Regions from separate parts of the Homo sapiens genome. Here region 2 is linked to region 1. Evidence: read pairs that join two places in POLR2A ChIA-PET (ENCODE). Cell type or tissue: OCI-LY7. All regions are shown on one strand. Links, peaks and the distances in the headings refer to the core of each region. The heading gives the core; the rest is flanking DNA.

Region 1 (15,688 bases), core at 4,289-12,288:
AAAATCACCATCGATTAAGAAATCTGAAGGAACAAAAAGAGAAATGTATATGCATATATTTTAAAACAAATTAAAAGGCTTCTGTAATGAGAAACTCTGGGAACAGATTTTAGTCACGTACTTTTAAGATTTGCATCAATTAGGAACAAAATAGTTCCGTTACTCATATCATCCCAGTCCTTTAATTAAAAGAATTGATAAATCTGCCAACAACTTAACATGTGTGAGCTTTAAGAGTTAGCAACATTCTGCAACATGACAGACACCAGTTAGTCCAGTTCATCACTCAGGTGCACATTTCCAGAATGTCTGCCTGACCTTACTGTTGCTAGTATATTCTGTACCTGTGCATTTACTATTCAAAACTCAGGTTACAATGCAAATACAGGTGCCTTTCCGTCTAGCTCTGGCAGGACTTTACTTCCCTACTTGTAAAAAAAGGAAACAGGAATGATTCACAGAACTATTTAAAACTGAAAGCAAGTTGGAATACTGCAAGGCTTTCTATTGCCAAAGTCAGATTCTTTCTTCCTTCTCTCTCAAGGACTAATTTAAGTCAATAACAACATTGGAATGTAGTAAAAAAGTCAATGTCAAAGTCAATGTCAAAGCAGCTGCTAGAGTACCCTGAAGACACAATCAAAAACTACCTGTTCTTGAAATGAGAGCATATTCCTCAGGTTTTCATGACTGGTGATGCATGAGTGTTCCTGTAACTTCTGTAGATTTGGGGACCTAATGTGGAAATATCCTAACTCAGAATCATAGGCATTGCCATCCTCTCTTCATGACTAAAGGCTACAAAGAGCAGCTGGTCCTCCTTTTGCTTTTACATCTTTAACACCACATCACACTGCAAACTATCTTCTGTCTTACTGCTAGCAGGAGCTGGTGTGGCTGCAGGGTGGTTCAGTCTCCTTGCTCTGGAACCAGATGGCCTGGTTTGACTCATGGCTCCCCCACTTGCTTGTTTTTGGGCAAAGTATTTAACATTTCTGGTATCTATTCTCACCTGTATTATCTCTATAATAGGGATTCCTACCAAATAATTCCTACCAAAGTTACTGTGAAGATTAACTGAGTTAATCCGTGCCAAGTCTTAGGCACACAAAAAGCACTCAATTAATGTCAGCTATTCATGTTATTCCTCCACCTGCAGAATCGATCCCTATGACCAGCCCACCTTGAATCTCCCCTCTCCCTTAGCTATTGTGCCCTGGCTTCTCTTGGTTCTTTGTCTATTTGACTTTTCCACTTTTTCTTCCTGTGCCCTAAAGATGTTCACCCAAAGCTCTCTGTTTTTTCTACTTTCTAGTACTTACATTCATTGACTCTTTTGTTGGAAAAAAAAATGTTTGAGTGCCACGCACTGTGGAAGTTGATGGATCTTCAGGGATAAAACAACAGATAATTATTCCATACTCAACATTAAACAAGCCCGAATTACACATTGTAATAAGGCCTGGAGGGAAAAATCAGAGAGCTGTGGGAAGATCCCACAGGAAGTACCTACTTTCGACTGGGGGGTATTTCAGCAGTCCAGGTAAGAGAGGGTAATACTTGAATGAGTAGGGGCAGCTGGGGAGCTCGAGGGAGAAGTGGATAGATTTGAGATCTTCTTAAAGGTAGATTCCAATTACCATCTTTCTACAGAAAATTCCTAAATTGTTGCATTTAATCTGACTTCATTCCTAAGCTGCAGCCCAATATATTTCCTTCAGAACATCTCTAAACTTCTTTTTTAAATTAAAAAAATATTTTTTTGAAACAGAGTCTCACTCCATCACCCAGGCTGGAGGCAGTGGTGCAAACATGACTCACTGCAGCCTTGACCTTTTGGGCTCAAGTGATCCTCTCATCTCAGCCTCCCGAGTGGCTGGAACTACAGGCACATGCCACCACACCTGACTAATTTTTTGTGGAGATGGGGTTTTGCCTTGCTGCCCAGGCTGGTCTTGAACTCCTGGGCTCAAGCGATCCAACCACCTCGGCCTCCTAAAGTGCTGGGATTACAGGCATGAGCCACCATGACCATCTAAATGTCTACACATGGCCATGCTATAACCCTAAATTCTTACCTCACTCCAAAGCAGTTCTTTTTCCTCACTTCCCTCTTTTATTTGAAATCATTCTAATGCGATTTCATACTTCATGGCTACTTTTCCTTCACTGAGTCACCCAATCCTGCAGCTTCTATTATCAAAACGTTCCTTCTCTCTAATGATAATGAATTAATTTCAGTTTCCCATTCTTTTTTTTTTTTTTTTTATTTGAGATGGAGTTTTGCTCTTGTTGCCCAGGCTGGAGTGCAATGGCATGTTCTCGGCTCACTGCAACCTCCGCTTCCCGGGTTCAAGCAATGTTCCTGCCTCAGCCTCCCAAGTAGCTGGGATTACAGGCGTGTGCCGCCATGACCAGTTAATTTTGTATTTTTAATAGAGACAAGGTTTCTCCATGTTGGTCAGGCTGGTCTCGAACTCCTGACCTCAAGTGATCCACCTACCTCAGCCTCCCAAAGTGCTGGGATTACAGGCGTGAGCCACCATGCCTGGCCCAGTTTCCCATTCTTTCCTCACAAACCCATTCCTGACATCTGTGCTTGACCAGGTCACATCACATCCCTACTCAAAGCCTTCAGTCTCTCACCACTGCTTGGTGCCAGTGCTTCAATTTGACATAGAAAGTCCTCACTAATATGGCCCTAGCCAATGTCTTTTTGTTACTTAATGCCTGGCTAGAGACATTTGCCAGGCTAGTCTAACTGGAGCTCTTTACCCCTGAATGTGCTCTGAAGATGTAAACTCTGATGCTTCTGCTCATGTCGTTTCTTCTAGATGGTCCTTACCATCTTTTCAAATCCTACTGTTTTTTCAAAGCCTGTCCCCACTCCATGCAAATTTACTAATGATTTCAACAAACTATTGGGATATGTCTCCCCTCTGAAGACCCAAGCACATTATTAGTGTCCCTCTGTCATATAAAATTCTACCTCAGGTTACACCTATATTCTTTGTATCATACACACAAGACTTCATTTCTCAACAAAGACTGGTTTGACTTAGTGCATTTTGCTGTGTGCTCTGAACACAGTAGGAATGAATATTTGTTATACTGCTTTCCACATGTATAAGTAAGTGAAAACCAAAATATTCAGCAATAAAGAATGTAAAACACTACACCCTGTATCTTAAATATAAGAACTTGATACCTGTGCATCATGATTACAATGCCCATGAACAAATTTTTGGCACTAAAAACATTTACTGTGATTATGTGCTCTGTGTTGTCAGAAAAATAAAGATAAAAGCCTACAGTGCTTTCAAACCTACCCACACCATAGGTATTTTATATACACTGTGTCAAGGGCAAAAATCAAGCTGATATTTATAGAGATTCTTTTGATTTACTGTTTAGTAGGCATACAGCTAAATGGCAGATAAAAGGCAAAGTTGTTTTGCTATAAATTAGGCTGAGCTTTGAGTCTAGTAAGACTATCACATTTTTCTTTAGGAAGCCTTTGCAAGAACAGCATGTCACAGGCTTGGTCAACTGTGAAGGCTCTTTAATCATCCAAGAACGCTTGGTGCTGGCCCTAAGATGGAACACATCTCAAGGCCTTCTTAGTTTTCCTGTCCTCTGCTCCCTTGTCATAGGGGTTCTTATGGAAATTAACCCATTCAATACGTATTTTATTGCGCACCTACTATGTGACAGGTACTCTTTTGTTTAAAATTCCTTTGTGCAGTCTAGCAGACATATAATAAAATTAGAACATCCCCATTTTACCACTCCTGATGAATGAATGAGTCTAATCAGTGGTCATCAACAGGTACTAACATTGCAGAAAGAAAGGCATTCTGACATGATGTGCCTCCTGATGAGGGGAGACATCAAATATGAAGTCAGACCTAAATCTGACTGACTCAACCTGTAGGATCCTACAATCCATTTACAGAAAAAACGCACAAGAGAGGAGTGTGTTAAATGAAACAATGTGGTGTAATCAGCAAAATCCAGATGCTCTGGGATAAACAAACCAATATCTTCAACAAATACTTTCAAAATGAAAAAATCAGAGTGACAAGGAACTTAGCAAGTAGATTCTATTTAAATCCTGATCCAAACCACAAAAAGTTGTTTCTGAAACAATTAGAAATTTGAACACTGACATTTGATGATTAGTAAGAATTATTAATATTTTTAATCCATTATAATGGTATTGTAGTTTTTTTTTTTTTTAAAGAGTCCTTAGCTTTTAGGGATTCCTACTAAAGTACATATGAGTAAAATGATGTGATGTCTTGGATGTGTTTCAAATTATATGGGAAGAGAGGCAGTTAAACAAACAAACAAACAAACAAAAAAACCTAGATTGGCCATGAGTTAAAAATAGAGCACAGAGTATATGTGGATTCATTACAATATTTGGTCTACTTTTACATATTTTTATTGTATAAACTTTTCAAAATTAAAGTTTAGCGTGCTATTTTGAAATGCTTAGATAAAATGCACGTCTATACCTGTTTAGCATTAACTTACCCTTTGCCAATGATGAGCTAGAGATGGCAGAGAAAAAAACAGAAATTAATAATTTGGGATCTTAACTAAAGTGGTTAAAGCAGAAAACTTGCTATGTTCCATCTCACTTGATCAATCTTTGATGGAAGATCTGCAAAATAACCAAATTAACAAAATGTGGAGCTGACAGGAAGATGTATCAAGGGTCCTGAGTAATGTTTCCAGTTGGCCTAGAATCTAGTTCCTGAACAAGGAGTTAATGATTGGCAAATACATTTTTGTTAATTCAATAATGTCAGAAAATTCAAAATAGTGTCCTGGAGATTTTATGCAAATAGACATTTCTGAAAATACTGGTTTAGGGAAAAATGAATCCAAGGGCCTGCCATTCCTCACAAAGTAGACCCCTCAGAATACAGTTCTAGAATTCCTTGTATTGTGCCAGTTTAGTTAGAGCCAAACACTTTCTTTTCAATTTAATTAAATTTCTTCAGTAAAGCTCAGTGTTCTTTGCTAATGTCATAATGAGAAAATACAGGCTGTGACAAGCCATACAATTTTGGCTGGCAAAGCAGAATGAAATAAATATTAAATCCTTGTTTTGGCAATAATGTGTTTTTCATGGTGTGTATGCCGTGATTTAGAACTTGGGCTGTACTGGATTAACCTGTACCAAGGCTTTTTTTTTTTCCACACTTAAAAATAGCCATCCATCATTTAAAAAGATTTCATATACATGTATATATATAATGTGTGTGTATGTGTGTGTGTATGTATATATATATATATATTCACCAGCTTCCTATGCTGGATGAATTTGGTTTGTTTTCTTTATAAACACTTCATTTCTTCAAATAAAGATGTCTTCATAAATTATTTTGTAAACAGGTTTAAAAGTAATATTTTATGTTAAAATGTCACATCCTTCTCATTATATGATATATCTTCTTGTTGGCTTTACTATGAATGATTTACTTCATTGTGGCTTAACTGGTACGTCAGCAGAGAGCCCAGGCATAGGCCAGCTGTCTTGTGAGACTCAGAGGCCACACTTGGTCCAAGCACCCACATCCACGTCCATGTGTGAGGTAAAATTCTGGAACCCTCACCACTGTCTGCTACAGCCCACCAACTCTGGTAAACTGCCTTTCTTGGTAAAAAGAAAAAAGTACTTACCCTTCACCTTTCATATTACTCTATGGACAAAGAAAGAGAAGAAGAATGGAAGAATCTGTCCGTGATAAATAAGACCTTGATGGTTTAGACTTAGTGTTTAAACTCTAAGCTTCTTAGAAAAAGGACTACATCCTATTCATTTTTTGTACCTCCCACAGGTCTTAGCACAGAGCCTTCTACAGAGAGAAAATTCGGAACTGTTTGCTGAACAACATGTAATTAATTCGGCAGGAAGGTAAGGCAGAATTTATCAACTGAGATTCCTGTGGTTGTTTAAGGCTAAAGAAAACTGGCTGATCCATGCTCTAGGATTGTTGAAGCTTTCATAGAGCAGGAAAAATCTGAGGCCCGGGAAAGTCACCATCGGTATTGAGAAACAATATCTAAGAACAGCAAGTACCTACAGAGTGAGTTTTAAAAGAAGTGATGGAAAATCCAGGTTCTGAGAATTATCATTAGAAAAAAAAATCATTTGGAGTCTTATTTACTTTTTAATATTTATTTTAATATTTTTTTAAATATTTATTTTAATATATGCACATGATCAAAACTAAAGAAGGTACAAGAGTGGCTCAACATGACACAGTTGAAAGCCACACTTAGCATGAAGGTGACAGTTAAGGCAGAGCTGGAATGCGTGAGTATGGAGAGGCCTGTGGCAATGTTCTCAGCTCTGTGTGTCCACATGGGACAAGGACCCTATGTTTCCAATGGTGCTCACCTAAAAAATGGAGGATAAAACAGGGACAGTTCACACCTACCCTGAGAGAGTTCAACTTTGAATAAACAGAATATTTAACTGGAGGGGTGACTGTCTAAACCAGAAGAGACTGCAATATTACTAACTGATAAGTTTCAGTTTGAGGAAGTGGATGCTAGTAGGGAAAAGGATTCATAGATAATTAAGTAACTACATTTTCCCCGCACATCTGAGTGGACAGAGAGTAAATCTGCAATCTGGAATCACTGCTTTTTCTGGTCTTTGAAAATTTGATTGTAGACCTTTTTCTGAAATTGCTAACAAACTAGAAAAAAAAGTTGGATAGCCAATTCAGAATGAGGAATATCAGAGGATGGAGAATCTCTGTGTCTAAAGAACTCCCGTCATCATTTGAAGAGAGATCACCAAGTGCTTATGAAAATGCAGCAAACACTGAGTTGGTCGTGATAATGGTTTGTCCTTGGAACATCTGGAGCTGGCTGAATATGGGCAAAGTTTACAAATGAGGTCTTTGTGTGGAGAAATGAAGAGAGGAAGTTAACGAGATGTAGAATCATTCCAGCCAGGCTCGCATTAAGGCTGGATGAAGATATTTTAAATAAACGTTCAGTTTTAACTTCTCTGTAGCCTGAGTAGCTATGGACAATTGATCTGTCCAGTGAAGTACATATCCCTTTTAAAACACATTTCTGATGTATACATGTAGAAAGTTCGCAGATGTATCCTTTTTATGAAAAGTTGAATGTTATATATCAATTCATGAATAACAGATTGTCCTTGGCCATTTCATTCTCATGGAGGGAGACATTCCCCCCACGGACATTTTCTACCTTGTCACTTAGAAATGCAGTATTTGAAGGGACAAAAATGAGGAGAGAAGAGTTATCCTTGCTCGATCAAAACACTAAATTTGGCCGAGTACAGCGGCTCACACCTGTAATCCCAGCACTTTGGCAGGCCAAGGCAGGTGGATTGCTTGAGCCCAGGAGTTCCAGACCAAATTAGGCAACATGGTGAAATCCTTTCTCTACAAAAAATACAAAAATTAGCCAAGTGTGGTGGCATGTGCTTGTAGTCCCAGCTACTTGTGAGGCTAAGTTGGGAGGATCGCTTGAGCCCAGGAGAGAAGGTTGCAAGTGAGCCATGAGCATGCCACCAAGCTCCAGCCTGGGCAACAGAATGAGACTCTGTCTCAAAATTTAAAAAAACACTAAATTGAAAAATGTCTTTGAAGGAAGAACACTGGTGATATCAAAGGGACACTCAGTTGCAGGGTAGAAGGGCATGTAAAGAGTGTGGACTGATACTGACAGGGATGAAGAGCCATATACGTGGCCCCAAACCTCTCAGAAGCCAGTATGGGGTGATCTTTTCTGAAAGGTTCAGAACCACTGGATGTCCAAAGTACTTTACTTTTCACAAGGTAATCGTGCAGGCCCTGGTCCTACAGCACCATCGGTACTCCATAAATGTGCCCTGGATGTTGAATGAATAAAATTAAGCCCTATAAAATCAAACTGATTTTACTCTTTATTCTTTAAGCCTAAGTTGAAAGCTTCTGGGAGGAAGACAAGGTCATGTCTGACAGGTACACAATGCACTGGGTAATGTATCACAAGGCACATTTCTGAACCATTTTTTAAACTTTGTAATATTTTCCTAGACCTTGGAAACTCTCAAATATGCCTTAAATCTCTGTAACTCAGTCCCTCACTAGCTTCCAGAAGTTCCTCCCAAGGTATGGAGCCTCAATTCCATTTTGTAAATCACCAGGGTTTGCTGCCCCTAACATCTCTTTTGGATTGGCTGTTGGCAACTCTGCCCTGTTTTGCATCATGATCTGTATGACTGGCTTACGTCAGAATCCACAACCAGATCCACAGCAGCCAACCTCAAAGCCTTTCCAGATACATCTTCAAAGCCAGAGTTGCTACCATCAGGCCCCGTGTGGCCACTTCCCCTTCCTGCCATAGCTTTCCTCTCTGCACTCCCAGGATTCTCAACAGGGAGGAGAAGAGGGGTCCTTGGGGGCATTTCCTTCCCTTTGCTCCCTCCCCCAAATACTTTGTGGGTCTTTCCGCTTGGGGCCTATATTGACCTTACTCCTACACTTAGGGTCATCTAATCAGAGACCAGTAGGTTCTTTTTACAAAAAAGCCAGAAACTCTAAGTAGTAGATATAACATTGTTCTATTTCATAAGCCCAAAGATTTTAGCTCTCCTTAACTTGAATTATTGCATATATAAATTTCTGTGGGACAAGTTACTTAAAATGAAAACTTGCTAGACACATAACAACAAACTCAGGAAATGCTTCAACTCTCCAATCTTTAGGTAATATCTCTTTTAGGAAGAAAGGAAAAGGAGTTTATTTCTTAGAGCCGAGGAAATTACCTTCAGTCTCCCATTTTCATTCTTTCTATAGAAATTTTGATAATACTTTGGTTTGCAGTGAGAGTTTAAAAAAAAAAAAGCAAACTACTGACTTGATAATCCTTCCGTTTCTGTAGTGAATCAGAATTCTCAAAAGCTGCTCACACAGGATTCAACGTCACACATTGAGTCCCTAATCTCCTCCCCTGCAAGATTTCAAAAACAATCAACCCCCCTGTAACCGCTGCATTGCTCAGAAGGAAGCCTCGCTTTTAACTTAATAGGATTTCGTGTGCATGCACATTGGTAACAGTTGGCAAATGTCAATGGGCTTGATTATGCTTTTCATTAAATTTTTAAAATTAAATGTTTGGATTATTTATTTTACTTTGTGTTCCTTAGTCACTTGGCACTGTGTTCCTTCCTTGAAATAGGCTGCAAGATTTCATGAACTCATTGTCCTGTCCAAACCAAGCTCTCCACTAGGATTGAGCCCTTTCCTGACTCCTACAGCATCTGCCCCTGTATCTCCTTGTCAGAGTTAGGTGACCAGTCATTGAGCACTTCTAGCCCATGCTGCCTATATCTGTCCATGTTATTACTTAATGTTTTCATTTCAGTGGCCTTACCACCATTACACACAAGCTCCTTAAGGAGAGTGTAATGATGAAAGAACATGGGTTTGGAGTCAGAGAGACCTGGGTATAAATTCTGGATGCAGCACTGTGAGCTCTGTGGACCTGCGGAAGCTGAACCTCTCCTGAGGATTCACTTCTTTATCTGTCAAAAGGTAATCATACCACTCACTTCACATGGCTGTTGTGAAGATGAATGAGAGAACCTATATGTAATAGATTGTCTGGCTCAAAGTTTAAATAAATGTTACCTGAACCAACCCACAGATAAAGTAAGCCTTGGAAATGCATCCTTATTGTCCATGCAATAAAGTATTATGTATTGTATTGTATATACGTATTTGATGATTACATATTACATATGATTTGTTTTACATGTTAAGTTACTTTGGTATCTATAGGTTATATCCAAGATGGAACCCTCTCTCCACCAAAACCCAGAAGAGCATATTCTGTAAAATTTGGGAATTGTCTTACTTAGTAGAAAGTCAGGCATGAACAACAGCATAGAGTTATTTTGATTTTTGTAGCTACCCTGACACTATCTTGCATGGATTATTGTGTTCCTTCTGTTGCTGCCAGCAGCTCATTTCCATTCCCTACTTTCAGCAGAACTAAGCTGCAGCAAGCGGCAAAAGCCTAGACAAACACCAGCCCCCTCCCAAGACTACTGAACAGTTGTGGTGTATGGATGGTCTTCAATGGCGACACCAGTTGCCACCTAAATAAAAACTGAGAGGATGAAGAGGTCAACACAGTTGCAATTTAGTAATTCACTGGCCTTTAACAGACCTTGGACAAATGAGCAATACAAATGTACTCCAAACAATTAATCCACAAATTCACAATGTTGACATGATTTACCTTGGTTCTTTCCAGACAAACCATGTGTAGGTTATTACTAAAACCTGCTTTTATTATGTGCATTGACTAGGTAAGATTCACTATTCCAAGAATGTTTGCTGTTGCTATTTCCTAGGCTTCATCAGAAGATTGACACCAAGAGAAATGCTGTGTAAGAACTCTCGAGTGAGCTAAGACTGGGAAAATGAGGTTCCACAGTTCCCACAGAGCAGATTTTTAGTAGCAAACGTTAAACATGTAATCAAGTAATTACAATATAATGAAGCAACACCAATGGCTGTAGAATAGATTTAGATGAAGTCTCACAGGAGTGCTTATTATTAGAAACACACACGTTAAACTCCTGTATCGCAGGCCTTTTCTTAGGAATCTTGTCAGTTGCATAGTCTCACAGGCATATCACCAGGCACTAAACTTAACCACTGAGTTTTTCCGCTTTCTTTTCACCACTCTTTTCTATATCCCCAAACTGCTTTATTAGATTTATCTTTAGCTTTTCTGGGGCATATACTCAAGTAATTTTTTAGCAAGAGACTTAAATACACACTTACCAGAGTGGCTAAAATAAAAAATAGTGACAACAGCAGATGCTAGTGAGGAAAAGGAGAAAAATGGATCATTCATCCACTGCTGGTGGAAATGTAAAATGGTGCAACCACTCTGGAAAAGAGTATGGCAGTTTCTTAAAAAATTCAACACGCACTTACCATATGACATAGAAATTGAATTCAGGCATTTATCTCAGAGAAATGAAAACCTGTGCTCACGCAAAAGCCAGTATACAAATGTTCACAGCAGCTTTATTTGTAACACTCAAAAACTAGAAAAAACCCACATGTTCATCAGCGGGTGAATGTTATAAACTGTGATACATCCATACCAAGAAATATCACTCAGCAATAAAAAGGAGCACATTACTGATACAGGCAATAATTGGATGAATATCAATGGCATTATGCTGAGTAAAAAAAAGCCAATCTCAGGGGTTATATACTGTATGATTCCATTTATACAGCATTCTCGAAAAGATAAAATTACAGAGATGGAAAACAGATTGGTAATTGCACAGGATTAGGAAGAGTTGTGAGGGAAGGAGGTAGCTGTGGCTATAAAAGGGTACCATTAGGCATCTTTGAGAAAGAACTGTTCTGTACTTGACCAAGGTGGTGGTTATATAAATCTATGTACGTCTGAAATTGCACAGAACCTCCCCCACCACACATGTGCATGTAAAACTGGTGAAATCTGAAAAAAGCTGAAAAACGTCAGTAGGTTGTACCAAAGTCAATTTCCTCATTGTGATACTGTACTAAGGTTGTGCAAGATTGTGCAAGATATTACCACTGGGGGAAACTGAGTGAAGGGTGTATGATATCTCTCTGTGTTATTGCTTCCAACGGCATGTGAATCTATTATCTCAAAATACAAAGTAAAAAAATTTACAGGTAGAAAAATTTACAAAGCCCTTGCATATATGATATGACATCATTATTTCTGTTCTCACAATAAAACCTGGCTTGGCTAGGTAAGTCCAAAATCATTTTTTCTAAGACCAGAGAGTAGAAGGCATTCTTTTACTGTTTCTTAGGAACTCTTAGGATTCCTTCCAACTCGAACAATCTTTGATTCTATGAGTTGGTTTTATTTGTTCACCAACTTTAACTTTGCTTTATGCTTATACTGCTATGATATCAAACTATTACAGATAGCCAAAACTCATAATTTTAAGACAATGGAGCAAATCAAATATCTCATGGGTTTACAGTGTTTGTAAAACACACTTTGAAAGACAGTGGATTTGGCTGGGCATGGTGCTTCACACCTGTAATCCCAGCACTTTAGGAGGCTGAGGCAGGAGGATCATTTGAGATCAGGAGTTCGAGACCAGCCTGGCCAACATGGTGAAACCTTATCTCTACTAAAAATATAAAAACTAGCGGGGTGTGGTGGTCCACACCGGTAGTCCCAGCTACTTGGAAGGCTGAGGCAGGAGAATCCCTTGAGCCTGGGAGGCAGAGGTTGCAGTGAGCCGAGATTATGCACTACACTATAGCCTGGGCAGCAGAGTGAGACTTCATTTCAAAAAACAAAAACAAAAACAAAACAAGTAATTTAGGAGTGTGGAGTCAATGATGTCCCTGCACCCTTTTCATGTTTTGATTGAAGTCTAAAAACAAAATCGAATTCCTTATTGATGAGAGGATAATTTAAATTGAAGTATTTCTACCTTCAGGATATGTACGTCTCCTTTGTATTAGGTCTAAAGCATTTTTTCTTCCCCAGTGATAACTGAGAAGGCAAGCAATATCAAAAAAAGAAAATAAACTGTCTGAACAAAATGTAAAAAGTTTACTACCAGCAAAATTATAGCTGAATGGTAAGCAATAGCCATAATGTTAAATATTATATAAAATAACCCATTTTGTAACCCATGCAAACATGCCCATAGCTGTTAAGAATCTGATTCATAAATTCAGAACTTGCCTTACATAGAAAGACCCTTCTTTGCACATCAGAAAGTTTCAGTATTCTTGAGACTGGTTTCATTAAATTCTGAGAACCTATTAATATTTATGGTTACAGTCATTTGTGTGAAAAAAGAAAATTGGTTCCACACTCTTTAAAAATTAATAACATGCGGCTCAACAAAAATTATAATAAATGTAAAATAAGTCATTAGGTCATTAATTATCAAGACTGTCTCTGAAATGACTCTCACTTGAAGGATTAAAAATATTTGGGTTGTAAACACAAGTTCTCACTAATATACTTTGTCTCAAAGTCATTTCCCAGAGTTATTAATAAATATTTCAGCATATAAAAATTTATCAAATTAATTAAATGATATGGGATTCTAGATTTTACATAGATAACTTATATCAGAGAAAAAATAATCATGGTAAATTACAATGAATACAAAAATAGATCCTAATTGTTCTTTTAAAATTAATATATACATTTTCAATTCAAAAGAGTTTTCAATCACAATCTTGCAACATGTACTGAGTGTATAGAATAAGCCAGGTGCTGCAGCTGCAGAGAGGTGTAAAGAATGAGCTTTGCCCTTTGAGACATTTAAAGTCTCGCTGGAGAGACAGTACATACACCTAAAGAAGACAGGGGTCAGTGCTAATAAAATAAAGTCCATATTCACAATAGCAAAGACATAGAATCAACCTAGATGCCCATCAACAGTGGACTGGATAATGAAAATATGGTACATACGCAACACAGAATACTATGTAGCCATAAAAAGAATGAAATCATGTCCTTTGCAGCAACATGGATGGAGGTGAAGACCATTATTCTAAGTGAATTAACCTAGTAACAGAAAACCAAATATTGCATGTTCTTACTTCTAAATGGGAGTTGCACATTGAGCACATGTGAACATAAAGTAGAAAATGACAGACACAAGGGCCTACTTGAGGGTGGAGGGCGGGAGGAGGAGGGTAGAAAGATGGAAAATTTACCTATTAGGTACTATGCTTATTACCTGAGTGATGAAATAATCTGTACAGCAAACCCTCATGACAATTTACCCATGTAACAAATCTGCTCATGTACCCCTGAACTTAAAATAAAAGTTGGAAAGAAAAAAAGTCTAATGACCATTTACAACATTGCTTCCATGGGAAAACTCACTGCAATATAAATGTACTTTTGTTACACAAATGACTCTTGATAGGAGGACAACCAGTACAACTTTTCAAATAATCCCAAGTGATTCAAAATGGAGATAATCTACTTTATTAAATTCTCAGTGCAATTTTTGGCAGGCATTGCAGTGAAACTGGATACTTCCTCCAAAATAGGCAGAACTTAAAAAATAGCTAGATACACAAAAATCACCAAAGACAGGTTTCTTACCTAAACCTTTCTTTCTCTTTTTTTAAATCATTAGACAGCTGATTATTCCTCTGTTCAAATACATATTCCAATAAACACTTACTAAGTACCTACTAAGAACCAGGCATGTAGATATAAAGATAGATTAAGCCTTGCTCCTCAGGCTCCAGGATTTACATGTGAAAAAGTAACAGTGTATTAAGTCCCATGAAAGAAGTAAGCCCAGGATGCATGGGGAACCACAACAGCACGGTCTTGGAGGAACTGATCCCTGAGTAGTCCTGAGACGAGCAGGTGAGGGCCAGGTGTAGAAGAGGGGAAGAACGGTCCAGCAGAGTGAGGCATGCATAAAAAAACCAAAACCTTTAGAGAATGTGGCCAGTAGATTAGAAGAGCTGGAGAGTGGGGATCTGTATCAGAGGAGAGGGGAGAGAGAAGGCTGGAGACAGAAGCTGAAGAACGCATCTGGAGAATGTAGCAGGGACCAGATCAGGAAGGATATTAATGTTCCAAGCTGGGAATCACTGGCTTTCGCCCAAAAGCAGTGGGGAACCTTGGCCAGAGAGTGTTAAGTCTTCTGATCAGAGGATCAGTCTGGCAGCAGTGGTGGGGATGTGATGGAAGGCAATGATAATGAAAACCAGCAAAGAGGCTACAGCAAAACTCCAGGTGATGAATAACCACGGTCTCAATAAAAGCAGTGGCTGTGCCTACAGTGAGGAGGGGGCAGAGCCATGAGTTATTTGGTAGGCAGACTGGGACATGGTGATTTTACTGCATGCAGGGAAAGAGGGAGAGGAGGGAGGAAGGAGTAGCTTCAGGGTGCAGATCTGGGTATCTGGCTGCACGATGGTCATGTTCCCTGGGTCACAGAAGACTAGAAGAGGTGCAGGCCTGGCGGAAGATGAAGGGGTACCTGGGATGAGCAGTTTTCAAATAGGACACGCATCTCAGCTTGTCTGTCACGTGGGAGCCATTGGGGATGGTTTGAATAAATCCTGCTTTCTGGTTTTGATAGCAAGTGATCTGTGATGTCTTTGTAGTACTCAATGTCACCACTCTTTCCTTGGCTCAAATTAACTTGTGGGTATGGATGGCTGTGGCAGTGAGCATATAGAGGGTCAGACCAAGGGATAGGAAAGCCTTCAAGAAAGGGGACTCATCATTTACATATCCATTTCTCCCCCACCACACACAGCCAATGGGGAATAGCAATGTGGAGATGGGGTGCAGAACCTGACATCTGGATGCCTGCTTTTGGAAAGAGCCCTCTGATCCTGTGGGGGAATTGGGCTCAGCAGGGTTGAGGCATAAAAGAAGATCAGTTTTCTAGAATAGTTCCAAGTGGCCAATGTGCTACATGGAGGAGTTGGTCAGGAATGAACCATCCCAAAGGGCAGGCTTATTATACACAGGGGTCTGGGACTGGGCTTGGGGAAGCCAGGCAAAGGGACTCAGGGGCTGCCACAAGGATGCCAGGAGAAGATGGTATGTGTCAGGAGGACTCAGTGCAGGATGAGGCTGTTCAGGTCTTTTCAGACGCAGAGCTCAG
Region 2 (15,688 bases), core at 4,814-12,813, 100 kb after region 1:
CTCCATCTCAGCCTGGCTTTGCCATTCTCTAAATCAGTGCTGGGCATTACAACCACCAGGGAAGCTTTTTGAAAATTCAGCTTCTGGGGCCACACACTGAAACCAGGGAATCACTACCTCTGCGTGGTAGACCTAGGGAGTCAGTATTTTCAGCACGCTTCACAGGCTTGGGATCATCTAAGCTACTGTGACCAGAAAAGGCAATAAAGAGAGTTTATCACTTCAGGATTGCTTTCAGGGTCTATTAGGGAAAACAGAAACCACTTTGGGTATATTAAAGAGGGGATATTTAATACATGGAATTGGTTATAAAAGTGATGGGTGAACTGAAAAGCTAAGCAAGAGATGGTGATGAAACAGATCACAATCAACATGATGCCACTATTGCTTTTAGGGCTGCAGGCACAAGAGAAGGTGGTGTTAACAGACCTCAAAAGCAGAGGTCAGCTGGGGTCAGAACATCAGGACGGGGGTTGACTGGCAGAAGTTGGAACTGCAGTAGGAGGGGTATGTTTAGAAGCATGGAGAAGACAGTCACTATTGGAGATGCCACCTAAGACACACAGGTTGGGGGAGAACATCCTGGTTTTTCTCATCTACCTTCTACCCGCCAATCCCTGTCTATGGCTCCCAGAGACCAACCTCATGAAAAGCATCTGAGCCCATAGGAAGCCTGAGAAATGCATCCTATATGGGATGACTTCCCTGTGATACAGAACACAGGAAGAGTAAGGAATGGCTCTAAGGACAAACGACCCAATGATGGGCCATAAAACAAAACAGAAAGTATAATGAAAGTGGGAAAGCAGTAGGGGAATAAGCCTGAGAAACATGATTCTCAATGGAAATGTGGATTGGGAGGTAGGCTAGGAACTGGTACACACGTTTCTATTGTTATAGCTCTGGGAATCCGTTAAGAGCTTAAATAGATCACTACCAAGTAGTCAGGGTCTACTGCAGCCCCTGCATTAAGTCTAGGAGGAAGGAGAGGAGCGAGGTTGTGACTTGGGATGATTTTCCTGGAGTCCAGTCAAGTGGTAGGGCTGAGATTTGATCCAGGGTTGTCTGACTTCAAAACTAATGCTCTTTCCACCATACACCTCTCTCTTTTACTTGTTTTCTCCTACTTAAAAACAATGAGAAGATTGTCTAATCAATATTGCACCGCATTTTTCAATTTGTAAGTGCAATCAAAAGGTTAGCCAATTATATTAATTTACATAATTTTTTCCTATAAAACTTGTTCTACATCAGTAAGCCTCAACCCAGAGGGCATGTCTTAATTGAAAAGGTGGTAGAGGAGCTTTTTAAAACTCTATAGTTACCGAAAGTTTTAGATATATTGTGCCTGGGGGCCATATGTGAGTCAGAAGCAACCCTTTCAACCTCTAATTCCCCAACTAGGGCCATAAAACTCAGTATTTTTAATTTGCCACAGATGAGTTTGCTTCTCATACATGGCCAAATAAGTGGGAGAATTGCTAATTACCTAATCACTTAACTAAGTAGGCCAATCTGTAGACACAAGAGGTTAAGGGACACTAGCCACGAGTCCTTACTCATCTTCCCATAAAAACAAACACTTTATTAAACACTGATAAAGTGAAGCAACAAGAATGAATTGGAAGAACGCTGGGATAGGCCTCCGAAGGCCTGGGTTTCATGTCCATCTCTGCTGCTGTCCACTTCTCTTCGATTATGAATTGCGCTAACTCCATTAGATAGTGCTTTTGTTTTGGTGCCTCTGCCAAGTTTCTTAGGTAGGGCCTCACTTCAAATCCTCTTTGGAATGAGGAGAGGACTCATTGATTATTTGGTCATTATGAGTGCAACTTGCCCTATGGGAATTGGGCTTCCAATAGGATAGCCATATTCAAATATTTTCATGCCATTCAGGCTGTGTATGTTAACATTTCCTAGCGCATTTCCCGAAAGACAAAGCAATTGGAAGATAATTTGGGCCTTGGTCACACCTGCATGTTAAAGTCAATCATTTTTGTTTTATTTATGCTCTTTTGAATTCATTTTTATTACCTAACACCAAATAAATTCACTCTTTCATTCATTCAATGAACATTTATGGAGCATAACATGTCAGGCAGTAAGCTAGGCCCGGGGCCATAATGACAAGGACAGGTACTCGTCTTCAAAGGAATCCTATTAGCAGGAGAGACAGGCATTGCAGTGGCTACAATTTACAATGTGGCATGTCCTTTACTCTGGGTTTTTGGAGGAGGAACTGCATAAGTCAGCCTGTGGGGCTCATGGAAAGCTTCACTTATGAAGAACACTGAAATTGGACTTAGAGCCGTTTGCTGGGGACATAAGGTTGAGAGCTAGAGGGTGGAAAAGAGTCTGGGCACCGTGTTGGCTTGCTTACAAAAAGACCCAGCACCGTGAAGGGTATTTAAATTTTCATGGGTGTACTCAGAGATCATGAGTCCTGCATTTTAACAATTTGCCCGCAAGTAGCCCGAGGTTTAGGATGTTACCTAAAGGGTTACCAACAGACTTCCTCATTGCTCCTTCCACCTATGATCGTAAGTCCCTCTTAAATTTTGTGCCAGAATAAAAAACAAATGTGTGGAAATTTATATGGATTCATGAAAACCTAGGGAGCTATTCTTAGGAAAACGTCAGCCTGGTAAACAGTTTTGCTGGGAAGATAGGAAGTATTATAGTTCTTCTTCTAGAGCCCTTACAAAGAGGCGTGGTATTTTTTTTAATGTGGGTTTGGCAACAAAAACAACAGTAACAACAACAACAACAAAAAGCAGGAGAAAGCAAAGGTTTAAAATGTGCTGGGTTATTTTCTGAGGCTTAAACAACAAAAAAAACACCAAACTGAAACAATCCTTAACATAGTTTCCAAAGCAGAAATGCCTGTATTTTTCAGACCAGAAAAAATTCTTATATTAAGAAACTATAGGCTTAGAGTTTTTTAAAGAATATTTGCATAAACTCTCAAAGAAATGCAGAAAATCTGTATGTTAAATATTTGTACAATGGAGGCCACTTCTACATACATATGTTCAGACATATGGTATGTTACACATTTGTATGCTTAGAAGCTGTAAAAATAGAACTATGGTGTCTTACATTCAATGTAAAGCTCTCCTATTCTTACTGATGAAAATAATTTAAATGAGGTTTCACTTCATGTATCTAATATTTATATAACCAAGCCACTGCCAAAACCAATTCCAAACGATGGCACCTGCTCGCTATGAATCCAAATGGAGACCAATCAAAACAAATTGCAGGGCTCTTATATTCTCTCATAAAACACATTCATCAATTCTCAGAATGGCTCTCCCAAAGTGAATAAACAGAATAGCTATAAATGGCAATGACAAAAGGATCAGCATCAAATGAACCACTTGTAATTCATTTTCCCAACAAAGGTTGTGCTAAAAGAATTCATAAGCCTTTTCAAGCCAAGCCTTCATTGCAAACATTAGACAGAAGAAAGTCGCCAGTGAAAACAGCCATGACGGATGTGTTGCTTTCAGACCAATGTAACTCACAGCCTTTCATGAAAAACACTGCTACTGCATGATGTCCTGCAATGATTTTCATTTTACATATACAAAGACATAGTATGTATCTGTGTGTATCTGGTGATAGTGTCGGGGTGGTGGGGAAGCTGGGAGTCGGGGGGAGTAATTAGTTAGATAGTCATGATATTTGGCATGGAGGCAAAGAATCCATGGAGATTTAACTAACACTGTTACTTTTCTATCTCTTCCCAGTCACATCTGGGATAATCACAAATAATCTCACATAGTTGAACTTCTTGCCTCTATAACTTGCTTACATTTTTTCTTCCCCTTTTGTTTTGTTTTGTTTTTGAGACAGAATCTTGCTCTGTCACCCAGGCTGGAGTGCAGTGGCATGATCGCTGCTCACTGCAACCTCTGCCTCCCAGGCTCAAGTGACTCTCCCGCCTCAGCCTCCTGAGTAGCTAATATTACAGATGCACACCACCACGCCAGGCTAATTTTTGTATTTTTGGTACAGACAGGGTTTTGCCATGTTGGCCAAGCTGGTCTCGAACTCCTGACCTCAAGGGATCTGCCTGCCTTGGCTTCCCAAAGTGCTGGGATTACAGGTGTGAGCCACTGTGCCAGCCTCTTCCCTAGTTTTTACCATACATTTGATACTGGGTAGACTTCACAATATTATATCTTTACTACATGGCAATATTTCTCATTTTTCATTCACCAGCTTATGCTTTTTGTCCACATTTTATTTCTAAGCTATTTTCCTCTTTTTTTCCTAAGAGTACATGCCTTGGGAATTATTCAATTATTACAACAATTTATGATACACTATATGCAAATAAAACCAGTTTTGATTGGCAGAAAAATGTTTGGTCTCAGAAACAAACAAACAAGTCTGTTTGCCTTTGTTCCTGTAGCAGCCTGCAAAGTATTTCTGCGTTTATGTCATTTTCTATTGAGAAACCAAAGCCACACAGATCCCCTATATGCCCCAAATACAAAGAACAGCTGATAGTTACCCTGCCAGGTGTCTGGGGGCTCTGTGCCTGTGGGGAAGTCTGAAAGGCCATAGCAGGGAAGCAGGAAGAACTGTTAAATAAATACAATCATTGCAGGGGATGGCCAATGCTGTTATGGGCAGAAAAGGACTGAGCAGGAGACAAATTTTGTCCAAAGGAAAAAATTTTTAAAAGCCTTTCTGTAGTTTGGGTGAATAAGCTTAATTCGTAACAAGCAATGAAAGTGGTTTCAAACTAGGCACAAATGTAAATGCCTAGATAGAAGCAGTCATGAAATGACCACTTAAGATCTATTCTTCAATGAGGAGGGTATTCATTTACTCAAACATGTATTCCCGGATGTCTTTATGTGAGGTACTTTGAGGTATACAAGATGAATGAGATGGTCCCTGTTCTCAAGGCACACAAAAGAGAAGCCAAAACTCAAGCACATGTAATAATGGGAAAGTCTTTAACAGGATTAGAGTTAATACTTTTACTTGGCTTTGCCTCTAACAAGTATTCAATCATCACAGTCAGAGAGCTTATATGGAATGTTCTTTAATATGTAATAAAAAATTAAAAAGCAAAAAAAAAAAAAAAAACCAAGGCCAAAAGAGATAATAAATCAGCCACTAATCACTGAATATTAAATTTTCCAAGTGTTTGACATGTGCTTGGCTGTGTGCAGGTTCAAGACACACTGGGCAGGCAGCTGCTTTCAACAAACCAACAATTTCCCTAGAGAATCAAAACTAAAAGGAGTTCAGAGGAGAGGGAGGTGACTGTGGTCTAGAGTCAGGGTCTACAGTCAGCATTCTTAAGTCATGGATGAGAGATGTCAGAGCAGGAGGGAAGGAGCAGGCGTGGAGAAGGGAAGGGCCATGGCATGTCTGGTAAGAGAAAATTATCCTGTGCTGATACGATGGGAATTCAAGGGAAGAGGATGATTAGCGGCGGGCTAGATGGCCCTGGGAGACAGCCATGAATGTGACAAATTAAGGAACATCTGCTGAAGGCTTCTGAATAGGAGGCCAATAAAAATTGTAAAAATAATATTGCTTAAAAGAAGGCGAGATAAAATGGGAAGCGAAAACCAGATTTGAAGGGTGACTCTAGAGCCTGCTGCAATAGTCATGAGGATGAAGACCTGAAAGACCAGGGCAGAGCTGCAGGCTGAAAGGAAGGAGCCCCACAAGATGTTTACAACAAAAACACTGTCAGAACCTGAGCAAAGCCAGGGACTGAGGAGTGCAGGGTTAGCAGTTAAGTCAAGATGGCAAGGCGTGCAAGCTTCACTAACCACTGAAGATCATGGAGTTCTCAGAGCAGCTTTCTCCCTGCCTGGTCATAACCTGTGCCACCTTTATCCCAGCTGCAGAAGGAACCAAGGAGGGACACTTGAACTAGGCTAAACCAGCAGATTATCCAAAGCAAGAACTTTATCTACAACACAGGGACTGAGTGAGTCAAGTGACTTTTCAGGTCAGGTAGGGTCAGGGCTAGCCAAGGTCCTGGGAGAGTGAAACTAGGAAAGCTGCAATTTAATCAGACTGTGGAAAGATGCACAGAGAAGGCCCTGTGTTTCCAGACAGACAGAGATACTGCTACAGCCTGACAACTCTCCAGCTGTGTAATGTCTAGCCATACTCCCTAGCAAGCAACTGGGTTCTGGGAGCGCCCCTGTATCTTCACAATCCATTCAGCATTCACTTGAGTTCTTTGCAGGAGTTTCTAGTCCTTACAGCCAAACTCTCCTTGACTAAGACAGAAAATGTTTTATCAATAAGCTGCCATAAGCCTAGCAGAGGTCATTGCTCCAATCTCCACTTGTCACTACCCCCTCTGGAGAGCCACACCCTAATGTGACAGGTGATGACAGCTCGGTGGTCACAGGAAGAGGCTCTGGTGTCACAACACTGCCCAGCTTCACTATTGACTCTGCCGCACACCAGCTGTATGGAATCCTCAAGTGGCTTAACCTCTGTGTGCCTCAGTTTCCTCATCTGAAAAATAAAACAAATAACAGTACCTCTCTCACAGGGCAGTCGTTAGTAATGTCCAAGATTTACAGCACTCCAATGTTCCTGGCACACCATACGCAGTCCCTGCACTCAGCATTGTGATGACTATTTTTAGCTACTCTCACCAGAAGGAGCACCACAGGACAGAGTGGACCCTCATTGCCCTGCTCCCAACCTTCTCGTGGCTACAGAAGAAACTCCAGGTATTCGAGGCCTTGCAAAGTGTGATGCTCACCCTCATCTCTGGCCGCTCCTCCACCATTCTTCCCACCCTTGAGGTGAAGGAGCCTCTACACACAGGGCCCCCTGCGCCCCACATGCTCCCTCTCAAGTGTCAGAGGGCTCCTTCCTCTGCAAATGTGGCAGGTGCTCTGACAGCCTCTTGCCTGCACCAACAGTGTTTGTTCTACTTGAGCTAGCCTCTCCAGGGCTGTGCCAATCTCAAATGCCTCCCCCTGAGGACTTCCTTGAAGAATGCAATGCTTCATCTGCTGTGCCCTCACAGCCCTCAGCCAACGCACTTGCATTCTGGACCAGTTAGGCGTTTAGGTGACCCTGGACTGCATGTGCTCTCTGTCCTATAAATAATCATTATCACAGCCAATGCATATGAAACACTCCTTTGTGCCAGGCACTCAGACAAGTACTACATGAATTAACTCATTTAATTCTTCCAACAACTCCAAGTAACAGGTTTCTGTTATTATCCTCATTGCTTGGTTGCAGAGGAAAACGAAGGCAACAGAGAGGTTAAATAACTTGCCTCTAGCTGGGTGAAGTGGTGCACACCTGTAGTTCCAGTGCTTTGGGAGGTCAAGGCTGGAGGATCACTTGAACTCAGGAGTTCAAAGCTGCAGTGAGCTATGATCATGCCACTGCGCTCCATCCTGAATGACAGAGTGAGACCCTGTCTCTCAAAAAAAAAAAAAAAAAAATTGAAAACTAGAAGAATAAAATATATAAATAACTTGCCCAAGGTCATACAGTTGGAGCCAGGATGGGAATGCACAGACTGTCCAGTTCCAAAGTGGCTCTTAACCTCTCTGCTAATACTGCCTATTTGAAGACTTCGCTTATTTCCTTAAGTCCGCTACCTGCCCCCTGCCTCCCCGAGGAATGGTGGGCCCTTTGTTTCCTGCCTTCCCACCTGTAAACTATGAACGCCCATACCCATCTTTGTCCCTCTCTGATGCACAGCTAAGGTATGTTCTCCGCTCCCCACAACACATACCTGTCTGGAGCTTTATCAGATACTCTTTTTCCTGAATCGACTACTTTCCCTCATCTGGCTCTTCACCCTGAGAATATGAGCATGTGAACTCCTTCCTGAGACCCTTCCTCCTGGCTCCTGAAACCTCTTCTTCACCTTGATGCTCCCTCCTGGCTGCGGCATCATCCCACTCCCTTTATGCTCAAAGTCAACTCCTCAAAAGACTGTTGTCCATTCTCCATCTTCACCCCCACCCCTCCACACGCTCATGGAGGCACAGCAATCCGGCCTCCTGGACAACCACCCCAAGTTCAAAGGTGGATTCCTCATTGCTTCACCCAAGCAGTCATTTCATTCATGACCTTCCTCAACTTCTCTGAAGCACGGACACTGAATACCTTGCACACAGCAGGCTCTCAAATCTGTGTTGAACTGATGAATGACCAGTCCTCCTTCACTGACTGTCCCTCTTCCCTTGGCTACCTGAAGTGGCCAACACTGTCATTTGCCTACCCCAAATACCCCAAATCCCTTTTCCCCATGTGCTTTATTAACAGGATCATAGCTTTATTTAGGAAGGTAATGTTCCCAGTTAAACAAACAAGAAACTTGTATTCCTAGACATTCTAGCAGTGAGGTATCGACAGACATTTACATCCAGAGAGACTTGTTAGAGGCAAACTCAGTTGGGAAGTGCATGTCTGCCACTTGGCATTTGCTCTTTGCCCTTTCTTCCACGGATGATGAACTTGGGAGACAGCATGAGCAGGGCCTCCATATATGCCTGGTTTTCCCTTCCTGGTATGCCTGGCTTTCCTCCACTTCTCTGAACACTTTTTCTTGGGCTCTCTGGCAGGCTTCCACCTTTTTTGACTGTTTCTTAAATGTTCCTGTTCCTCATGGTCTTCCGAATTCTTTTCTTCTCACTGCTTCTGAATAATCTCTTCCATCACCAATGGGTTTAACTGCAACCTACTTGTGATGACTCCCAAATAACTCTTTGAGCCCAGACTTTCTTGAGCTCAAGATTTATATTCCCAGCTGCTTTTAGGGTTTCTATAGTATCTCGCAGGCACTATAAATTTAAAATGCTTCAATTGCAGTTTATCGTATCCCATCCAGCTCAAAGAATGCCACCATTAGCACCCAGTTGTCCAAGCCTGAAATCAAGGGGCCATCCCAATTCCTCCTCAATACATCCTCCCCACAACCTATCAATTAAGCTCTTTCCAATCAATCTCCTTGATGTTCCTTGACTCTGAGTCTTTCTCTGCATTTTCCCTTATACAAACTTAATTGAGATCTCATCATTTCTAACACAGATTGCTGCCCTAGCCTCCTAATTAGTCTGCCTTGTTGGTGAACAACATTGCTAAAGGGACTTTTCTATATGCAAATCTGTCTAACCACTCTCCTTCTTTAAAATCCTGCAAGGGCTTCCCACTGCTTCAGGGCAAACCTCAGAGGTTTTGGCACAGCGTATGACCTCTCACGACTCTCATATCTCCTCCCAGCTCACCCCAACACAACTGCAGCCACATGGGATGACTGTCAGCTCTCAGAATGCGTGGTTCTCTTTGCATCTTACCTTTGCACACACTTCAATGCCTGGCACATCCCCTTCACTCTCAGGCTGAGTGCTCTTTGTCCTCCAAGATGCAGCTCAGGCATGACTTCCTCGTATGAATCCTCTCCTACCCCTCCTGAGGCAAAGGGCAGCGTTTCTTCTCTGTACTCACGTGCTCTGGGACTAACTCTATTGTGACACTTACTGACTATATTGTAATCCTCAGTTTAAATTTCTTCTCTTTCTAGTACACTATTGGCCCCTTGAGGGCAATAACCTCTGTCTATCCATCCATCCATCCATCCATCCATCCATTTTCTATCCATCACAGTGCCTGGCACATGAATAGACACAAAAATGGAAAGTTTAATGCATATATGCGTATTTCTGTTGTTCTTAGATAAGCTACCTTGAGTTCAGAAAGGATGTCTCATTTTTTAAGTCCTTACACATTAAGTAGATGCTTCATAAATGTTTTCTTCCTCCTTTTAGCACTGGATAATCAAGGAATGTTCAAGCATCAAACTGACATGAAAAACTAAGGATGGCTATCAATTTAGTATTTCGAATACTTCCATAAGATATCTTTTCTTGCTATTCCAGGTTCATTCCATAAAGTTTCAGTTTCTTTGAATAGTTTCTCTTTTGGAATAACTTTAAAAATCATTATAAATGCAACTCATATCTATTTTAGAAATATGAGAAAGAGACAGAAAATCACAAAGAAAATAAAAGGAGCCATCAATCTTCTCATCCAGAGATGCCCATTATTTATCTGGTGGGGTATCTTTTTCTAAGCTGTTTTCTGTGATGGTAACACACTGACTTCACTCTCTATCGCCTGTTTCCAGACTGGCACAAGGGCCGAAATGCGCTGCTAATATGCTGGGGCAAACCCCCATCATTCATTCCATCAGAACTCAACCTAACAGTCAAAAGACAAAACAAGGAGAGTCCGTGTGGTGGCCACTCTAAATGATGAAGGCTTCTTAACCTGAGATTGGGCTTGTTTTGGAGCATGCTGTTCTTTGGCTTCAGACCATACTCAGGTGTGTCTTCCGGACTTTCCCTTATCTCTTTGATGAGATTCCGTCCAGCCTGACCAAATGTACTTCTTTCAAGTGGTATATTATATTCACAGGAGTAACTCTGTAATCTTATTATTAAACTCTGTCAATCCCTGTGGTTTTGAAAGTACGAAAAAAATCCCAAATCTTTAGTCTTGGAATATATTTCAAATCTCTCCCACCTGGCAGGGTGCCTCAACACCCACCACTGTGCGGATGTCTCAGTATTACATGTACCCTCTTTTCTCAGCATCAAGGAACAGCATAAACCTATACTTCTTAAATTCAGCCCAACTGAAAGAAATCCAGGAAGTATTTAGCATTGTTGTGATTATTAGCAATCCAATATGAAAAAAAAAATGTGCCCTTTTCCTAGTGTTAATACCGCTAAGTATCCCTGGAATTCTAAGTTCTCTCATGCCCGGGCTTGTTATTTTCCCTTGGATAGCCCTCCTTTGAGAATTTTCAGCAGAATATAAAGGACTATATCCTGGCTCAAGCAAAGCACCCTCTCCATCCCCTCCTCACACACACAAATTAAATTTGCCTTATCAGAAGGAAGGCAGGGGCATCTGGGAACAGAGCAATGGGTTAAAATATCTATGGACCAATCCACCTGTGTGGTAGTAGCAGGTGCTGACTCAGCGAGGCCTGAGAGCCCTAGGAATGGACATGGAAGCCTGCAACTTGGATCGACACTTTTCCTATCTGGGATTTCTATATGAGGGGGAGAAGAGATGCAAGCACAGGGAGACAACTGCTCAAAGTATTCCAACACTTGGAGTGCTTACAGCTCAAGTTCCTCAAGAACTTAACAGTCATGGAGAATTTGGAGCAAGGGTACCCAAATATGACCTTGGGAAGCCTAGGACACCTTTGTTTGAATGACAAAAAGGCAACCTTTCTGATTTAGCAAATGCCTATGCCCTTGCAGAAAAATGAGAAAAAGATACCACCTCTGGGCAGACTTAACCCTGCAAAGAAAAAGGCCCCTTTTCAACAGCAGATACAGAGCGTGGCAGCTGAGAACAGGTTGGAAATCAGCCTCCATCTACCCTTCAGTGGAGCCCCATTGTGCACTGCACTAACTATAGAATCACACATAAAGGCCCGACATCCTCTTGACATAGATGCTATCCATGGATGACTGACTGGGATGGGTCTTCAAGGCCTTCTTACATCAGTAAGAAGGAAATGGTGAGGTCTGTTGAACCCAAGGTACTTCAAGCAACCCATGTTTCTTCCCCATGCCACAGAAAACAAGGAAAACTGGATTACTCATCCATTTAACAAACACCTGTGCATGTGCAGGCCCTGTCTAGATGCTGGATGAAAAGCATGGTACAAACCTCAAGGACTATTGCATTCGAAAGGCAAGGTCTACCCCCAACATTTGCAGGGCCTAAGCAAGAGAAAAAATGGTAGCCACATACCACATGCTGTGTGTGAGGCTTCTCCTCACTCACTGGCCCAAACCGGGCACCTGCTGCCCACAGGTATCTCCACCAGCCCCTTCACCATCACTATTTTCAGTTTCTCTAAGGAACCTGATATGGGAAGGCCAGGCTCATGTATGTTTTCTTTGGAAAAATATCTATTTAAGTCCTTTGCCTATTTTTCAATCAGGCTCCTTATTTTTTCTTTTGCTATTGGGTTGTAGGGGTTCCCTATATATTTTGAATATTAACCCCTTTTCAGATGTATAGTTTGTTAATATTTTCTCTCATTCCATGAGTTGCCTTTTCATTCTGTTGATCATTTCCTTTGCTCTTGAGTTTGATATTGTCCTAGTCCTATCTGTCCACTTTTGCTCTTGTTGCCTGTGATTTTGGTGTCATATCCAGGAAATTGCTGCCAAAACCAATGTCATGAAGCCTTTCCCCTAGCTTTTCTCCTAGGAGTTTCACAGTTTCAGGTATTATTTTTAAGTCATTCATCCATCTTGAGTTGGTTTTGCGTCTGATATAAAAGTCCAGTTTCATTCTTTCACATATGGATATCCAGTTTTCCCAACACCCTTTGTTGAAGGTACTATCTTTCCCTATTGTGTATTCTTAGCACTCCCGTTGAAGATCAATTGATTGTATATGTATGGGTTCATTTCTGGGGCCTCTATTCTATTTTATTGGCCTATATGTCTATTTTTATGAGAGTGCCATACTCTTTTGTTTACTGTGGCTTGTAATATATTTTGAAGTTAGGAAGTGTGATGCCTTCAACTTTGCTCTTCTTTCTCAAGATTGCTTTGGCTATTTGGGCTCCTTTGTGGTTCCATATGAATTTAATTTTTTTCTATTTCTATAAAACAATACCATTGGGATTTTGATAAGAAGTGCAACTAAGAGGACTTCATTCTTTTGCACAACTGTTGTGTACCCTAAAATTAGTCACTGATGAACAGAAGGTATGTACTACAGATAGAGAGTTTCAGTATTTTCAAGTATACTCCAAATGCTTTTTAAAATTACAGCCAACATATTGATGGAAGGTGTGCTTATCTCAAATATAATTTTAGCTGCATCCAGATTTCCCTAGCTTTGAACTTATATAGCCAACTGACAGCTCCCTTTAGAATCCTCAAAAACATATTAGAGATAGGTCCTAAACAAAACTCAAACACCTCTTTATTTCTGCCCCTGCAAACTTTCCCATCTCATTCAATGTCACTTCATTCCCATTTTTACTCAAGTCAGTAAACTTCATTTACAAAAATCAGTCATTCTTGATTTCTCTCTCTTTCTCCTTAGTATGCCCTCTCCCAAATCTTGCTGATTTCTCAAAACCATCTTTTGTTCTCCATCCTAATTGCTACACCTCAGCCCAGTCACCAATATCTCTTGCCTAGACTAATATAACATCCTCCTACTTGATCTTCCTGCTCCCATTCTCCACAAGGCAATAATGGTCTTAAAAAAGAAATCAGTTCAGGTTAGGCCTTGTGTAAAACCCTTTAATGTCTTCTTATGGCATTAGAATAAAATCTAGACTTCTGATCTTGCCCTATAAGACCCCGTGTGGTCTGTTGCCTGCCTAGCTCTCCATGCTTATCTGATGCTATGCTTCCTCTTGCTCACCAGCCTCCTTTCAATTCCCCAAGTGCATGCACATGCCTCCCCCTTGCCCATGATGATTCTCCCTGGCCACTCTACCCAAAGCAGGTGCTTCTCTGTGGTTCAAGTTCTCAGCCCATTGTTTATTTCCTTCCTAACATTTATTGTAATTGGCAATGATTTTACTAACTACTAACTACCTTTTATTGTTTTTGTCTGTTTCCTCTCACTATAATGTAAACTCCATGAAGCCAGCAGCTTAACATGTCTATTAGGAACTAGAGTGAAAGTTAATTCAGTTCAATGACTGGTCCACAGTGTCTACAGTAAGAGCTCAAGAAATATTTACCAAGTGAACAATCTTACAACCATCTTAAAAATTCACCCCAATTATTGCTCTCCAGACTTCTATCAATTAAGCTTCTAAAGCATAAACAAAAATTTCTTTCTTATAAGACAAACTCAAAACTTTCATTATACTTTGAGGAAGTTTAATTCAAATCTGGGCTCCAACAGATTATTTTCTTCAAATATTCACATTGGCTATCAAGTGGAACTCCACGGGGAATGAAAAAAAACCACCATGGATGCAAATTCAATTATTAAAAAAAAGGCAGTAGCATAACAGTACTCATGCCTTATTTAATGTGGAAAATATTTAAATAAGATCATTATGGCTCTCTTACAGCGTATCTATTTAGTCTAAACCTCTGGTTCCTTTCCACTATAAATCTACTTTGTTTGAAATCTCAGAATGTATAGCCCAAGGCTTTTCCAATGCTAAAACAAAACAAAACAAAACAAAACAAAACAAAACGGGCACAGTGATCTTTATCACATTTTGGAGTATTAATTACTAACAGCACAAAAAATTTAGCAGATAATTTGAACTATATATTCTTTATCTATTCTTTCTTCCAATCTCTTTGTGAATCTGTAGCCATAATTTCTAAGCAATTAAATCCAAGACAGGAAAATAGTATGTCATTGAGACAAGAAGTAGTTACAACAACTCCTTAATAAGCCATGTCCATTTCATCTGATCTTTCAGGGTCAAATGGTTTAGTAATTCCCTAAAAAGGAATAAACAATGAAGATTTTAAAAAACTGAGAAATATGGAAAAATAAAAACAATTAGCAAACACTACCACCATCACCAACAAAAAATTCAACCCAATACTTACTCCAAATGTTTTAAATCAACATTGCAATTCTTGTTTGCTGGAGAATCCTAGAATATACTCTGTTCTTTGCACATATTGAATGACACTCATCATGTACCCCTTGTCTCCCTGGGGAATGCCTATCCACTTATTAACCTGCTAAAGAGTTGCTTCCTCTGTAAAAACCTTTGCATTTCCTTCCTCTGGGTTCCTGTAGCATCTTGGACATATGTCTTTTACACAGCAACAAATAACAACAAAGCATCGTAGACATTAAACATATATGTGTGTACCACGCCAAGAGCAACTTAAGGACTTGTCCACTCGTCTTTGTAAGCCCAGGCCCTAGGACAGTGCCAGGTACATAGTAAGTATTCATTCACCACATTTATTGAAAAAATGAATAATTAACTCATCTCTTTTACTCCTTTTCCTAAGATCTATATATGGTCACCATATTTTATAACCCTAAAACTGACAACCATGATGTCATAAAGGGTTTTGGTGTCATTTTTAGGTGCATAAAATAGAAATATGCTAGTTTTGATGTCCAAATACTAGAATTTCTAAGATGTTTCACTGGGCTACTGGAGGGAATATTTGATAACTAACCTAGAAAACATGGGATCTCAAGTTGCCATAGCTATGAAAGACGGAAACGGTGGTGACCTTAAATCTGTGGGATAGATATCTAACTCTGGCTTCTTTCTCATCTCCCCACTTCCTATGCTCCAGCCTTTCTTTCATTCAAATGACACAATGGTAAGGATCACTGACTTCCTGGCAACCTCACTAGCCATGAATTACGGGTTGCTCTGGTTGAGGAGAAGACAACCTCGGAGCATCATTTCCTGATGACATTATCAAAACTCTCTAGTTTGGATCAAATGAGGAAAATGCTGTCTTAGATTCATGAAAAAATCTGAAATGCAGATTATGTTCAGAAAACTACACTTTTCTTCTTTTTTCAGTCACACACAGGAGCTCCAAACATGACCATCAAATAAATAACAAAACCGGTTCAGAAAGGAATGTTTTAAGAATGAACAAAGTTGAATTAGGTATTTTATATTGGCAAGTCTAAGAAATGTTTGTGGTCTTTAAAT

Evidence for each region. ChIA-PET counts read pairs that join two places held together with the same protein. Peaks named below come from ENCODE experiments on the same cell type or tissue, not always from the same donor. Only the 100,000 strongest peaks of a DNase experiment are listed, where the experiment ranks them.
Region 2: POLR2A ChIA-PET joins it to region 1 with 8 read pairs; 3 of 35 experiments call an interaction of 5 or more read pairs at or near these places.

The regions. Positions count from the first base shown.
Region 1 is chr9:68,897,958-68,913,645 of GRCh38, reverse strand. All of the region lies in intron 8 of PIP5K1B (phosphatidylinositol-4-phosphate 5-kinase type 1 beta), which reads right to left. Among named protein-coding and RNA genes, the nearest start is that of PRKACG, 110 kb to the left of the region's middle. In OCI-LY7, for the core only: no CTCF peak of the experiment used is centred there; no DNase peak of the experiment used is centred there.
Region 2 is chr9:68,796,361-68,812,048 of GRCh38, reverse strand. All of the region lies in intron 2 of PIP5K1B (phosphatidylinositol-4-phosphate 5-kinase type 1 beta), which reads right to left. Among named protein-coding and RNA genes, the nearest start is that of PABIR1, 24 kb to the right of the region's middle. In OCI-LY7, for the core only: no CTCF peak of the experiment used is centred there; a DNase peak (open chromatin) is centred at 9,288; H3K4me3 peaks cover 569 bases; H3K27ac peaks cover 486 bases.